Regions from separate parts of the Homo sapiens genome. Here region 2 is linked to region 1. Evidence: chromatin contacts called from ENCODE Hi-C or POLR2A ChIA-PET data. All regions are on one chromosome and are shown on one strand. The core of a region is the stretch at or near the end of the contact, and the rest is flanking DNA. Distances in the headings are between cores, read along the strand shown. Region 1 overlaps DOP1B (DOP1 leucine zipper like protein B). Region 2 overlaps DOP1B (DOP1 leucine zipper like protein B).

What was found. Hi-C counts contacts between places; a loop is a spot of excess contacts on that map. ChIA-PET counts read pairs that join two places held with the same protein, here RNA polymerase II (POLR2A). Pooled maps may share reads with other maps.
Region 2: a pooled map shows a loop between it and region 1 (2.7-fold over the local background). The contact joins two enhancer-like sites. A Hi-C loop is called at or near these places in 1 of 168 maps with a recorded cell type or tissue (lower leg skin) and 5 of 50 pooled maps. POLR2A ChIA-PET finds 5 or more read pairs at or near these places in 4 of 52 experiments (AG04449, HEK293, PC-3 and 1 more).

The regions. Positions count from the first base shown.
Region 1 is chr21:36,200,253-36,206,242 of GRCh38, forward strand. DOP1B (DOP1 leucine zipper like protein B) reads left to right here. Exons shown (of 37, transcript NM_001320714.2): 4 at 79-249. Among named protein-coding and RNA genes, the nearest start is that of DOP1B, 46 kb to the left of the region's middle. Within about 2 kb of position 2,724, at least 11 of the 41 ENCODE cell types and tissues checked have a DNase peak (open chromatin) inside an H3K27ac peak, as active enhancers do.
Region 2 is chr21:36,287,785-36,294,060 of GRCh38, forward strand. DOP1B (DOP1 leucine zipper like protein B) reads left to right here. Exons shown (of 37, transcript NM_001320714.2): 33 at 230-366; 34 at 972-1,027; 35 at 1,261-1,422; 36 at 4,320-4,449; 37 at 5,536-6,276. The coding sequence ends at 5,787. Among named protein-coding and RNA genes, the nearest start is that of MORC3, 29 kb to the right of the region's middle. RefSeq lists a silencer at 2,009-2,058. Within about 2 kb of position 1,552, at least 8 of the 41 ENCODE cell types and tissues checked have a DNase peak (open chromatin) inside an H3K27ac peak, as active enhancers do.

The DNA of each region.
Region 1 (5,990 bases), core at 1,474-3,973:
CCCTCGGCTGGCTTGTCACCTGGGACTTCTGACTGGGTATCTTATTTCTGCCCCGCTCCCTCTCGTTCTTTCTCGAAGCTGCGGGTTATTTCCTCTCCTGGCACACGCGGCGGTGTCGGTGAGGCCGGTGCTGCTCACCCTGTACGAGAAGTACTTCCTCCCACTGCAGAAGCTGCTCCTGCCCAGTCTGCAGGCCTTCATCGTGGGCCTGCTGCCCGGCCTTGAAGAGGGCTCCGAGATCTCCGACAGGTGCGTGGGCGTCTTGTCCAGGCTGTGTTTACTCCACTGCTTTATAAGACGCGGGGAGGGGGCCGGGCGCAGTGGCTCACGCCTGTAATCCCAGCACTTTGGAAGGCCAAGGTGGGTGGATCACAAGGTCAGGAGATGGAGACCATCCTGGCTAACACGATGAAACCCTGCCTCTACTAAAAATAAAAAAATTTAGCCGGGCATGGTGGCGGGCGTCTGTAGTCCCAGCTACTCGGGAGGCTGAGGCAGGAGAATGGCGTGAACCTGGGAGGCGGAGCTTGCAGTGAGCCGAGATCGCACCACTGCACTCCAGCCTGGACAACAGAGACTCTGTCTCGAAAAAAAAAAAAAAGACACGGGGAAGGAAGTGCAGAGACATGGGAAGCAGCAGTAGGTGTGGAGGTCGGGTTGCTCTTTCACATTTCCTTGGTGGTTGTGATTTCAAATTCCTCCCGGGAATCTCTCTTGTCTCTTTACCAAAGGGGAAGTCCCGAGCCCGGAGAGATGAGATCCTTTAGGCGGAGAGAAATGTAGCTCATTAATAAGGGAGACCATAGTGCAGGGTTCCCATGATGTCCTGTCCCGTTACGGAGTTACCCACAGAGTCACCATGTGTGGAGGGAAGACATACCCTCTTAGGGCGCCTAGTGTGGAGGAAATGAAGGGACCCTTTCCTGGGCACTTGCAGCGTGCATTACACACATGATCACATTGTGTAATGAATTCCTCTGCTCCAGGAGTTACCTCCATTTACAGGTGAGGGTCAGAGGGTAAGAAGGTTTCCCAGTCGCACAGTCAGTGAGCCCCACAGCTGGGATTCTATTCCACTGTATCTATTGGATTCTTTTTTTTTTTTTTTTTTTTGAGACAGAGTCTTGTTCTATCACCCAGGCTGGAGTGCAGTGGTGCGATCTCGGCTCACTACAACCTCCGCCTCCTGGGTTCAAGTGATTCTCCCGCCGCAGCCTCCCAAGTAGCCAAGATTACAGGCTCGTGCCACCACACCCAGCTAATTTTTGTATTTTTAGTAGAGATGGGGTTTCCCTCTGGCGGCCAGGCTGGTCTCAAACTCCTGGCCTCAAGTGATCCGCCCACCTCAGCCTCCCAAAGTGCTGGGATTACAGGCGTGAGCCACCACACACGGCTCATATCAGATTCTAAAGTCCTTCTTCTTTCCATTAAACTAGGCTGCTTCTAAATTAAAAAGCAAAGCCAGGGCAGGGCTTGAGAAGGCAATTTAGTGTGATGTGAAGCAGAATATCTTGACAGGTTTCAGTAGCACCTTGGAGAAATCTATAGCACTCATATGCACAAAAGTTCATGTAGCTTTGTGTGTGTGTGTGTGTGTGGTCACTGCTTAGGAATGGGAGAAAGTGTGAATCTGTTCCGACTATTGAGTATGGCCGGGCACGGTGGCTCACACCTGTAATCCCAGCACTTTGGGAGGCCAGAGCAGGTGGATCACTTGAGGTCAGGAGTTCAAGACCAGCCTGGCCAACATGGTGAAACCCCATATCTACTAAAAATACAAAAAAATTAGCCGGACATGGTGGTGTGCGCCTGTAATCCCAGCTACTTGGGAGGCTGAGGCAGGGGAATAGCTTGAGCCTGCGAGGTGAAGGTTGCAGCGAGCCGAGATTGCACCACTGCACTCCAGCCTGGGTGACAGAGTAAGACTACGTCTCAGAAAAAAACAAACAAACAAACAAAAACCAGACTGTTGAGTATACACAGTGACCTTTGTTTCCGGAGAAGTATAAAGTAAGAACTCACTTCCAGCTTATTAACTCTTCTGAGAGATGCCACAGTGATTCACCTCTGTTAATGGGACCTGTTTTAAGAGCCCATGTTCAGTCACTGGTGACTTTTGTGCTTGTAAAAGCTGCCATGTGATTACACAACGCGCTGCTCATATTACCCTGTGCTGGAGGCCCTAGTCAGGTCACCCTTTCCTGTGGTGTCAGCTGTGACTGAGGGGTGCAGGAGGCTGGAGTCTAACCCAGGAATCAATCCAAGGTCCATTTGCACGGCTCCCCCAGCCTTAAGTAAACCAAGTAATCAGAATGGTTTGAAGGGTTAGTTAGGAAGTGGCCAAGGGTGCATTTCGTGAGCTCTATATCAGGACTTGACAGATGTAACTAAAACATTGCACTTTAACCATTTCAAGCTCTCACATAGACCAGGTGTTGGCTCTCCATTTCCCAAAGGAGAATCCACCTTTACAGTTTCTACCTTAGGAGGCAGAATCTGTCTCGTTGCGGTTTTAAGCCCAGCGCCAGGCCCTGTGGCTGGTACACGGTGAGACTCGGTAAGTGTGTGTTGAGTTAACGAGTGGTCCAGGTCACATAGGAGGCAGCTGGAGGACATTGCCAGACTCCATGCCAATGGACTCCTAATCCCAGGCCCTTTCTAGAAGTTCTGCTGTGTTTGTGTTCTGATGACAGATATGTGAGTATACATCCTACATGATTTTTCCATCATTGGACAGATGAACACATTAGTTCCCTAAAGCTTACTGTGATCTTTTAAATCTGTGTGAATCACACTAGAAGTGTAAATAGTTGGAGTGTTTTTGTTTTCTTAGTTGATAAATAAAGGTTCATTTGAACAGTTGCTAAAGTTGCTTAACATTGATTTTTTTTCTGAATATTGTGATTTCTTGACATTGAACCAAGAGCCAAGTAAAGCTTCATGAATCACCGAATCTATTTAGCTGTGACAGAAAACCAAATGCAGTGTGGCACCCAGAAGTGATTAGTTATCAGCTCTCCAAGGTGGATGCAGGTGAAAGGTTATACAATAATCTCTGAGCCAGTGTGTTGCAGCCACAGTAATTGAAGTGACTGTACAAGATTTTTTGGTTGCTATATCCATTTCAGTCTGAGACGGTTTGGTAACTGTTCCCAGAAGTGCTTGGGTAGCCAGGTGTGGTGACAGGCACCTGTAATCCCAGCTATTTGGAAGACTGAGGCAGAAGAATCACTTGAACCTCGGAGGTGGAGGTTGCAGTGAGCCAAGATCGCACCACTGCACTCTAGCCTGGGCAACAGAGCAAGACTCCATCTCAAAAAAGAAAAAAAGTGCTTGGGAATTGAGTGAAACACCCCAACAAATGTGCAGAGAGCAGAAAGGGAGGGTGCAGTGGGGGGGGTCATGATGAGCACGTGGGTAGAAATTGCAAAGTGGTGAGTTAGGTTGAGCTGGTGAAGGCTGGGATGACTCACAGGTTTCATGTAGGTGGAGGCTGTCCCTGGTGTGTGCTTTTTAGTGAACCATAAGGAATGAAACTTTTGGCCCCTGTTAGAACTTATTATCCACCCTGGCTTTCTAACCCTTTGGGGTCTGCAGATAACCTATGACTGGTCAGAAATCCTTTTTTTTTTTTTTTAAGTGCCCATGAAATAGCTACATAGCTGTGTTTTGCTGTACTAAGAAAACAAGATTAGAACAGGGAAAGCACTAAACTCTTCTTCTCAGGAGATGAGGAGAGGTGAATGTTTTAAATGGTTTGTAAGAAGGCAACAACTAGCTCACCAGATATTTCCATTTAAATCAGTAATTTTCAATGTAGTAGTAATTTTGCCTCTCAGGGTACATTTGACAATATCTGGAGACAGTTTTGGCTGTCACAACTGGGGGTGGGGAGGGTGCTACTGATATTTAGTGGGTAGAGTCCAGGAGCTGCTGAACATTTTACAATGCACACAGGTGCCCCGACAACAAAGACTTACCTGGTCCCAGATGTCAGTGGGGTGGACGTTCAGAAACCCTGGCTTAAAGAGTTGAAAAATATTTATTGACATTTCTTTTCTTTTGGAGCTCATTAATAAGGGAGGCCATAGTACAGAGTTTCCATGATGTCCTGTCCCATTAAAGAGTTACCCACAGCGTCACCATATGAAGAGGGGAAGACGTACCCTCTTAGGGCCCCTATCGTGGAGGAAACAAATGGACCCTTTACTGAGCACTTGCGACGTGCATGACCCACATGATCACATTGAATTCCAGGGTCTTGCTGTGTACCCAGGCTGGAGTACAGTGGCAGGATTATAGCTCACTGCAGTCTCAACCTCCAAGGATAAAACGATCCTCCGGCCTCAGCCTTCCAAAGCACTGAGATTACAGGCATGAGCCACCCCTTTTGGCTGACATTTCTATTTTTTTTTTTTTTTTGAGACAGTCTCGCTCTGTCGCCCAGGCTGGAGTGCAGTGGCGCAATCTTGGCTCACTGCAACCTCCACCTCCCGGGTACAAGCGATTCTCCTCCCTCAGCCTCCCGAGTAGCTGGGACTACAGGCATGCACCATGACACCTGGCTAATTTTTGTATTTTTAGTAGAGACGGAGTTTCACCATGTTGGCCAGGCTGGTCTTGAACTCCTGGCCTCAAGTGATCCACCTGCCTCAGCCTCCCAAAGTGCTGGGATTACAGGCGTGAGCCACTGCACCCAGCACCAACATTTCTTTTGGTTGGTTTCAGGCACTGTGATCATGATCTGTGCTGGTTCGAGGCTTTTTTTTTGCCCCCTCTTTAGCGCTGTTTCTGACCTGCAGTTTACAGTACAGGGTGCTGTTGTCACTGCCCTGCCTCTTCAGTTTCAGATGATTGTACCAAAGCGGTGCTGTCTTGTGACAGCTTGGCTTTCCATGGTTGTCCTTTTGGCAAGCAGCTGCAGAACCAAAGTTGTGGAGTGCTTGGGATTTGCGGTGCCCGGCCCATGCCACTCACCTGCTCTCAGTTGTGGAGTGGAGCATGCCAGTGTCATTTGAAGGAGCTGCGTTTGCAGGAGGCATGAGAGAGCATAAGCTGGGATGAGTTAGGAAGGATGGAAATACTTGGGGTTTGGAAGTTGGGTTTTTTTTTTTAATGTTTGTTGGTTTTTTGTTTGTTTTTGTTTTGTTTTTTGAGATGGAGTCTCACTCTGTTGCCCAGGCTGGAGTGCAGCGGTGCAATCTTGGCACCCTGCAGCCTCCACCTCCTGGGTTCAAGCAATTCTCCTGCCTCAGCCTCACGAGAAGCTGGGATTACAGGTGCGAACCACCATGCCCAGCTAATTTTGTATTTTTAGTAGAGACGGGGTTTTACCATGTTGGCCAGGCTGATCTTGAACTCCTGGGCTCAAATGATCCACCTGCCTTGGCCTCCCAAAGTGCTGGGATTACAGGTGTCAGCCACTGTGCCTGGCCCGTTTGTTGGTTTTGAATTAAAAGTTTAGGGTTCCCAGTGGGGCATGGTGGCTCATGCCTGTAATTCCAGCACTTTGGGAGGCCGAGGCGGGGGGTTACCTGAGCTCAGGTGTTCAAGACCAGCTTGGCCAACATGGTGAAACCCCGTATCTACCAAAAAAAAAATACAAAAATTAGCCAGGCATGGTGGCGGCTGCCTGTAATCCCAGATACTCAGGAGGCTGAGCCAGGAGAATCACTTGAACCTGGGAGGCAGAGGTTGCAGTGAGCCAAGATCGTGCCATTGCACTCCAGCCTGGGCAACAAGAGTGAAACTCCGTCTCAAAAAAAAAAAAGTTTAGAGTTCTGGACTGTAAACTGCACACTAATATTGGAATTTAACAACCGAGATGATCATAGTAACTCTTGTTGAGTAGGAAGTTATTTCGTTTTTAACCCCGTTTATTTTGCTCTCTCATACCAAAGGTTTGTCATAGTTGCTGTTGTTTCTACTATGATGTCATTTAAATTGTTAGTATGCATCCATTTTTTTTAGAATAAAATGAGACTTAAAAA
Region 2 (6,276 bases), core at 302-2,801, 86 kb after region 1:
CCATATTGGCCAGGCTGGCCTCGAACTCCTTATCTTGTTATCCGCCCGCCTCGGCCTCCCAAAGTGCTGGGATTACAAGTGCGAGCCACCAAGCCTGGCCTGTAACACTCATTCCTTACACTGGGTTGTTACTAGAATGTCAGAACAGTCACAGTTTTATTTTTCTTTGTCTGATAAGAAACCCTAAACTGCATATTTGTGTAACATCTTTACAATCTTCTTTCCTTAGAACGCCTGACAGACAATCTCAGAGTTGGACAGACATCCATAGTTGCTGCTCAGATGTTTCTTTTTTTCAGAGTTTTGCTGCTAAGAATATCTCCTCAACATTTGACTTCATTGTGGCCAATAATGGTCTCTGAATTGGTGAGTACAAGTATTGTAAGTTTGAAAGCAAGGTTGGAGCTTTTTAAAATGCTTTTTCAGTAACATAACGTACTATTTCCTATGTATCCCATTTTATCTAAATGTTATTTTTAATCAGGTTGGTAGCACATGGTTAGCTCTTGGTTAAACAGAGAATATTTTACTCTATGATCATATTTGATCTCTCACCCTGTCAGTTATTCCAACTAACTTGTACCATTTGATAATACTTACTAGTTTTTTATATACATATAAATTTGGGCTGGGCGTGGTAGCTTATGCCTGTAATCCCAGCACTTCGGGAGGCTAAGGTGGATGGATCACTTGAGCCCAGGAGTTCGAGACTAGCCTGGGCAACATGGTGAAACTCCTTGTCTACAAAAAAATACAAAAATTAATTCGGCATGGCGGGAAGTTGCATCTGCAGAAGGTTGAGGCTGCAGTGAGCCATGATTGTACCACTGCACTCCAGACTGGGTGACAGAGTAAGACCCCGTCTTATTCATTCATTCATAAATTAATCGATTTTTAAAAATAAGTAAAAAAAAATATTTGGGTAGATTTAATCTGTCTCAGATAGTAACTTGAATGCATTTTTTTTTCAGATTCAGACATTCACACAGCTTGAAGAAGATCTAAAAGATGAAGATGAGTCATTGAGGTAAGCAGTACAAGATCTGTACACAAGAGGAAAAGATAGTCACGATTAAAGCACGTCACTTTAGATATAGAGTTGTCTAATGTTAAATGCTGTTATCTTGAAGTACTTGTGAAAGGACCAGCTATTCCAAAAATTTCTTAAAAAGAAAATTCTTCTGAGGGACAGGTCATAGGTGAATGGACTATAACAGATCTGAATGAATTTATAACAAGCGTTTCTTTGCAAATTTATAGAAGCACCAACAAAGTAAACAGAACGAAAGTTTCAGTCCCGGATGCAAATGGACCCTCAGTGGGGGAGATACCCCAGAGTGAACTCATCTTGTATTTATCAGCTTGCAAATTCTTGGACACAGCGCTTTCTTTTCCACCTGACAAGATGCCATTATTTCAAATGTAAGTCAGATAGGATCGTGTGTCCTTTTTGAAGTAAGAGATTTTGTTTTTTCCTTTTAAGCACTTTCACTTGTTTTTCATGTACAGTTTATGGGAAACCACCATCTGGGTTTCTAGTGACAGCTAAGCCAGCTCGGAATACCAAGTTTCAGATTACTTGCAACATCTGTGGCTCTGCAAATTTGGCTCACAGGAGTGTTTATGAATGTGTTTCTATGGTGTGTGTGTGTGTGTGTGTGTGTGTGTGTGTGTGTGTGTGTGTGTGTGTGGTTTTTGCTACTGAATGCTTATAAAACAGGGCTTACCCACTGGTGCTCCTCACTGCCTTTGTGTAGACCTTTTTGTCTGTGTTTAGTTAGATACAAATGCCTTTATTTGGAGCCTGCCATCTCCGATTCACTTTGCCCCATAGGCTTATGTTTCCTGCCGGCTTAGCACAGCTGCTCATTTGTTTAATTTCATGACCAGCCCCAGAGGCTATTTCTCTCTCTCCTACCCCCACAAAGAGAGTAATCATATAGAAATGTTTGTGGTTAAAGAGCGGGTTCTCTTAAATGCACATTGCTAAGTGAAAGAAGCCAGTCTGAAAAGGCTACACACTGTATGATTCCAACCATGTGACATTCTGGAAAAGGCAAAACCATGGAGACAGTAAAAAGATCAGTGGTCGCCAGGGGTTGGGGAGAGGGAGGCAGGGATGAATGGGTGAAGCACAGAGGATTTTTAGGGCAGTGAAATTATTGCATACAGAGCTATAATGGTAGATCCATGTCATTGTCCATTTCTCCAAATCCATACAATGTACACCACCAAGAGTGAACCCTGATGTAAACTCTGGACTTGGGAGGATAACAGTGAGTCAGTAGAGGCTCTTCAGTTTTAACAAATGTACCACTCTGGTGCAGGATGTTGATAATACGGCAGGCTTGTATGTATGTAGGATGGGATGTACGGGAACTACTTTCTACTCCATTTTGCTGTGAACCTAAAGCTGTTCTGCAAAAGAAAGTCTTTTAGTTTTTAAAAAGCAGGTTTGGGCCGGACGTGGTGTCTCATACGTGTAATACTAGCACTTTAGGAGGCTGAGGCGGGTGGATCACCTGAGGTTGGGAGTTCGAGACCAGCCTGGCCAACATGGCGAAACCCTGTCTCAACTAAAAACACAAAAATTAGGCCAGGTACCGTGGCTCACACCTGTAATCCCAGCACTTTGGGAGGCCAAGGTGGGTGGATCACTTGAGGCCAGGAGTTCAAGACCAGCCCGGCCAACATGGTGAAAAACCCTGTCTCTACTAAAAATACAAAAATTAGGCCAGGCGCGATGGCTCACACCTGTAATCCCAGCACTTTGGGAGGCCAAGGTGGTTGGATCACCTGAGTTTGGGATCAGCCTGACCAACATGGAGAAAATCCATCTCTACTAAAAATACAAAATTAGCTGGGCATGGTGGCGTATGCCTGTAATCCCAGCTACTTGGGAGGCTGAGGCAGGAGAATCGCTTGAACCTGGGAGGCAGAGGTTGCAGTGAGCCAAGATCATGCCATCTGCCATTGCACTCCAGCCTGGGCAACAAAAGCGAGACTCCATCTCAAAAAAAAAAAAAAATACAAAAATTAGCCAGATGTGGTGGTGGGCGCCTGTAATCCCAGCTACTTCGGAAGCTGAGGAAGGAGAATCACTTGAACCCGAGAGGCAGAGGTTGCAGTGAGCCGACATCGCACCACTGCACTCCAGCCTAGGCAACAGAGCGAGACTCCCCCTCAAAAAAAAAAGAGGCCGGGCACAGTGGCTCATGTCTGTAACCCCAGCACTTTGGGAGGCCGAGGCAGGCGGATCATGAGGTCAGGAGTTCAAGACCAGCCAGGCCAACATGGTGAAACCCTGTCTCTACTAAAAATGCAAAAATTAGCTGCCTGTATTGGTGGGCACCTGTAATCCCAGCTACTCAAGAGGCTGAGGCAGGAGAATCGCTTGAAACCGAAGGCGGAGGTTGCAGTGAACCGAGATCGCACCACTGCACTCCAGCCTGGGCGAAAGAGCGAAACTGCATCTCAAACCAAAAAAAAGTGGAGGCTAGGCGCAGTGGCTCATGCCTGTAATCCCAGCACTTTAGGAGGCTGAGGCAGGTGGATCACGAGGTCAGGAGTTCAAGACCAGCCTGGCCAAGATGGTGAAACCCCGTCTCTACTAAAAATACAAAAAAATTAGTCAGGCATGGTGGCAGGTGCCTGTAATCCCAGCTACTCGGGAGGCTGAGGCAGAGAATTGCTTGAACCTGGGAGGTGGAGGTTGCAGGGAGCCAAGATTGCACCACTGCCCTCCAGACTGGGCGACAGAACGAGACTGTCTCAAAAAAACAAAAAAGTGGGTTCCGATATATGTGAATGTGCATAGCAACATTATTTATAATAGGCAAGAAGTAGAGACAACCCAAATGGCCATCAGCTGATGAACAGGCAGATCATGTGACATATCCATACAGTGGAATACGGTTCAGCAACAAAAAGAATTGAAGAACTGAGACACGCTGGAATCTGGATGAACCGGAAAATATGATGCTAAGTGAAAGCTCGAAACAAGGGAACATATAGTGTATGATTCTGCTTATATGGAATGTCCACGATGAGACAGAGTGTGGATTAGTGGGTGCCTAGGTCTCAAGGGTATAGGGGGTTGGGGTGGTGATGGCTGAGCAGGGCAGGATTTCTTTTTGGGGTAATGAAATACTCTAAAATTGATTGTGATAATAGACGTGCAACTCTATGAATATAATAAAAGGCATTGAGTTGTCCATATTAAATAGATACAGTATGTGAATTATATCTTAATAAAACTAATTTTAACGACGTTGAAGGCCTCTTACCAGCAGACCTGACCTTCTGTTTGTTCCCTGCAGTTATAGGTGGGCATTTATTCCAGAAGTGGACACAGAGGGCCCTGCCTTCCTGTCGGATGTAGAGGAGAATCACCAAGAATGCAAACCCCACACTGTCAGGATTCTAGAACTTCTAAAATTAAAGTTTGGGGTAAGTGCTTTTCTTTTCTTTTCTTTTTTTTTTTTTTTGGTGAGACAGAGTTTCACTCGGCCACCCAGGTTAGAGTGCAGTGGTGCGGTCTTCGCTTACTGCAGCCTCCACCTCCCAGGTTCAAGTGATTCTCCTGCCTCAGCTTCCGGAGTAGCTGGGATTACAGGAATGTGCCACCACACCTGGCTAATTTTGTTTTGTTTTGTTCTGAGACGGAATCTCACTCTGTTGCCCAGGCTAGAGTGCAGTGGCACAACCTCAGGTCACTGCAACCTCAGCCTCCTGGTTTCAAGCAATTCTCCTCTCAGCCTCTGGAATAGCTGGAACTACAGGCGCACGCCACCATGCCTGGCTAATTTTTGTTTTTTTGTTTTTGGGTTTTTTTTTTTTTTTTTTGAGACGAAGTCTCACTCTGTTGCCCAGACTGGAGTGCAATGGCAGGATCTCAGCTCACTGCAACCTCCACCTCCCAGGTTCAAGCAATTCCCGCACCTCAGCTTCCCAAGTAGTTGGAACTACAGGCACATGCCACCACTCTTGGGGCTAATTTTTGTATTTTTAGTAGAGACAGGTTTTCGCCATATTGGTCAGGCTGGTCTCGAACTCCTGACCTCAGGTGATCCGCCTGCTTCAGCCTCCCAAAGTGTTGGGATTACAGGCGAGAGCCACCGTGTCCAGCCTGCTTTTCTTTTTAAAAATTATATTCATGAGGCTGGTAATCCCAGCATTTTGGGAGGCCGAGGTGGGCAGATCGCCTGAGGTCAGGAGTTCAAGACCAACCTGGCAAATATGGTGAAACTCCATCTCTACAAAAATACAAAAATTAGCTGGTCATGGTGACCGGTACCTGTAATCCCAGCTACTCAGGAAGCTGAGGCAAGAGAATCGCTTGAACCCGGGAGACAGAGGTTGCAGTGAGCCAAGATCACGCTGCTGCACTCCAGCCTGGGCGACAGAGCAAGACTCTGTCTCAAAAAAAAAAAAAAAGGACCTTATTTCTTAGGTTTTGCCACATGCATGTGCTTCCCAGCCATCTCGAGCCCTCAGTAAAACCATATCATTGTTATGGGTTTGTTTTTTCTGCAGGAAATCAGTAGCTCTGATGAGATCACCATGAAGAGTGAATTCCCGCTTCTGCGCCAACATTCTGTTTCCAGCATCAGGCAGTTGATGCCATTCTTCATGACTCTAAATGGTGCATTTAAGACCCAGAGACAGCTGCCTGCTGATAGCCCAGGAACTCCATTCTTGGACTTTCCTGTCACAGATAGCCCAAGGATCTTAAAACAACTGGAAGAATGCATCGAATATGATTTTCTGGAACATCCAGAATGTTAACCATGTGAGAGAGAATATGTTTAATCCATGTATTGGTACTTTACTGAAAACCAGGTTATATTCTAAAGAAGAAAGAAGGCAGGATAGTGCTTTTGAACAAGCCTATTTCCATTTTGAAAGTAGATTTCAGGCTAGGTGCGGTGGCTCACACCTGTAATCTCAGCACTTTGGGAGGCCAAGGCAGGCAGATCACTTGAGGTCAGGAGTTCGAGACCAGCCTGACCAACATGGTGAGACCCTGTCTCTACTAAAAATACAAAAATTAGCTGGGTGTGGTGGCGGCGCCTGTAATCCCAGCTACTTGGGAGGCTAAGGCATGAGAATTGCTTGAACCCAGGAGGTGGAGGCTGCAGTGAGCCGAGATCACGACACTGCACTCCAGCTGTGTGACAGAATGAGACCATCTCCAAAAAAAAAAAAAAGTAGATTTCAGATAATTTACTGTTCAGCAACAGGACACACCTCCCTAAATGCCTTGTAATATATTTG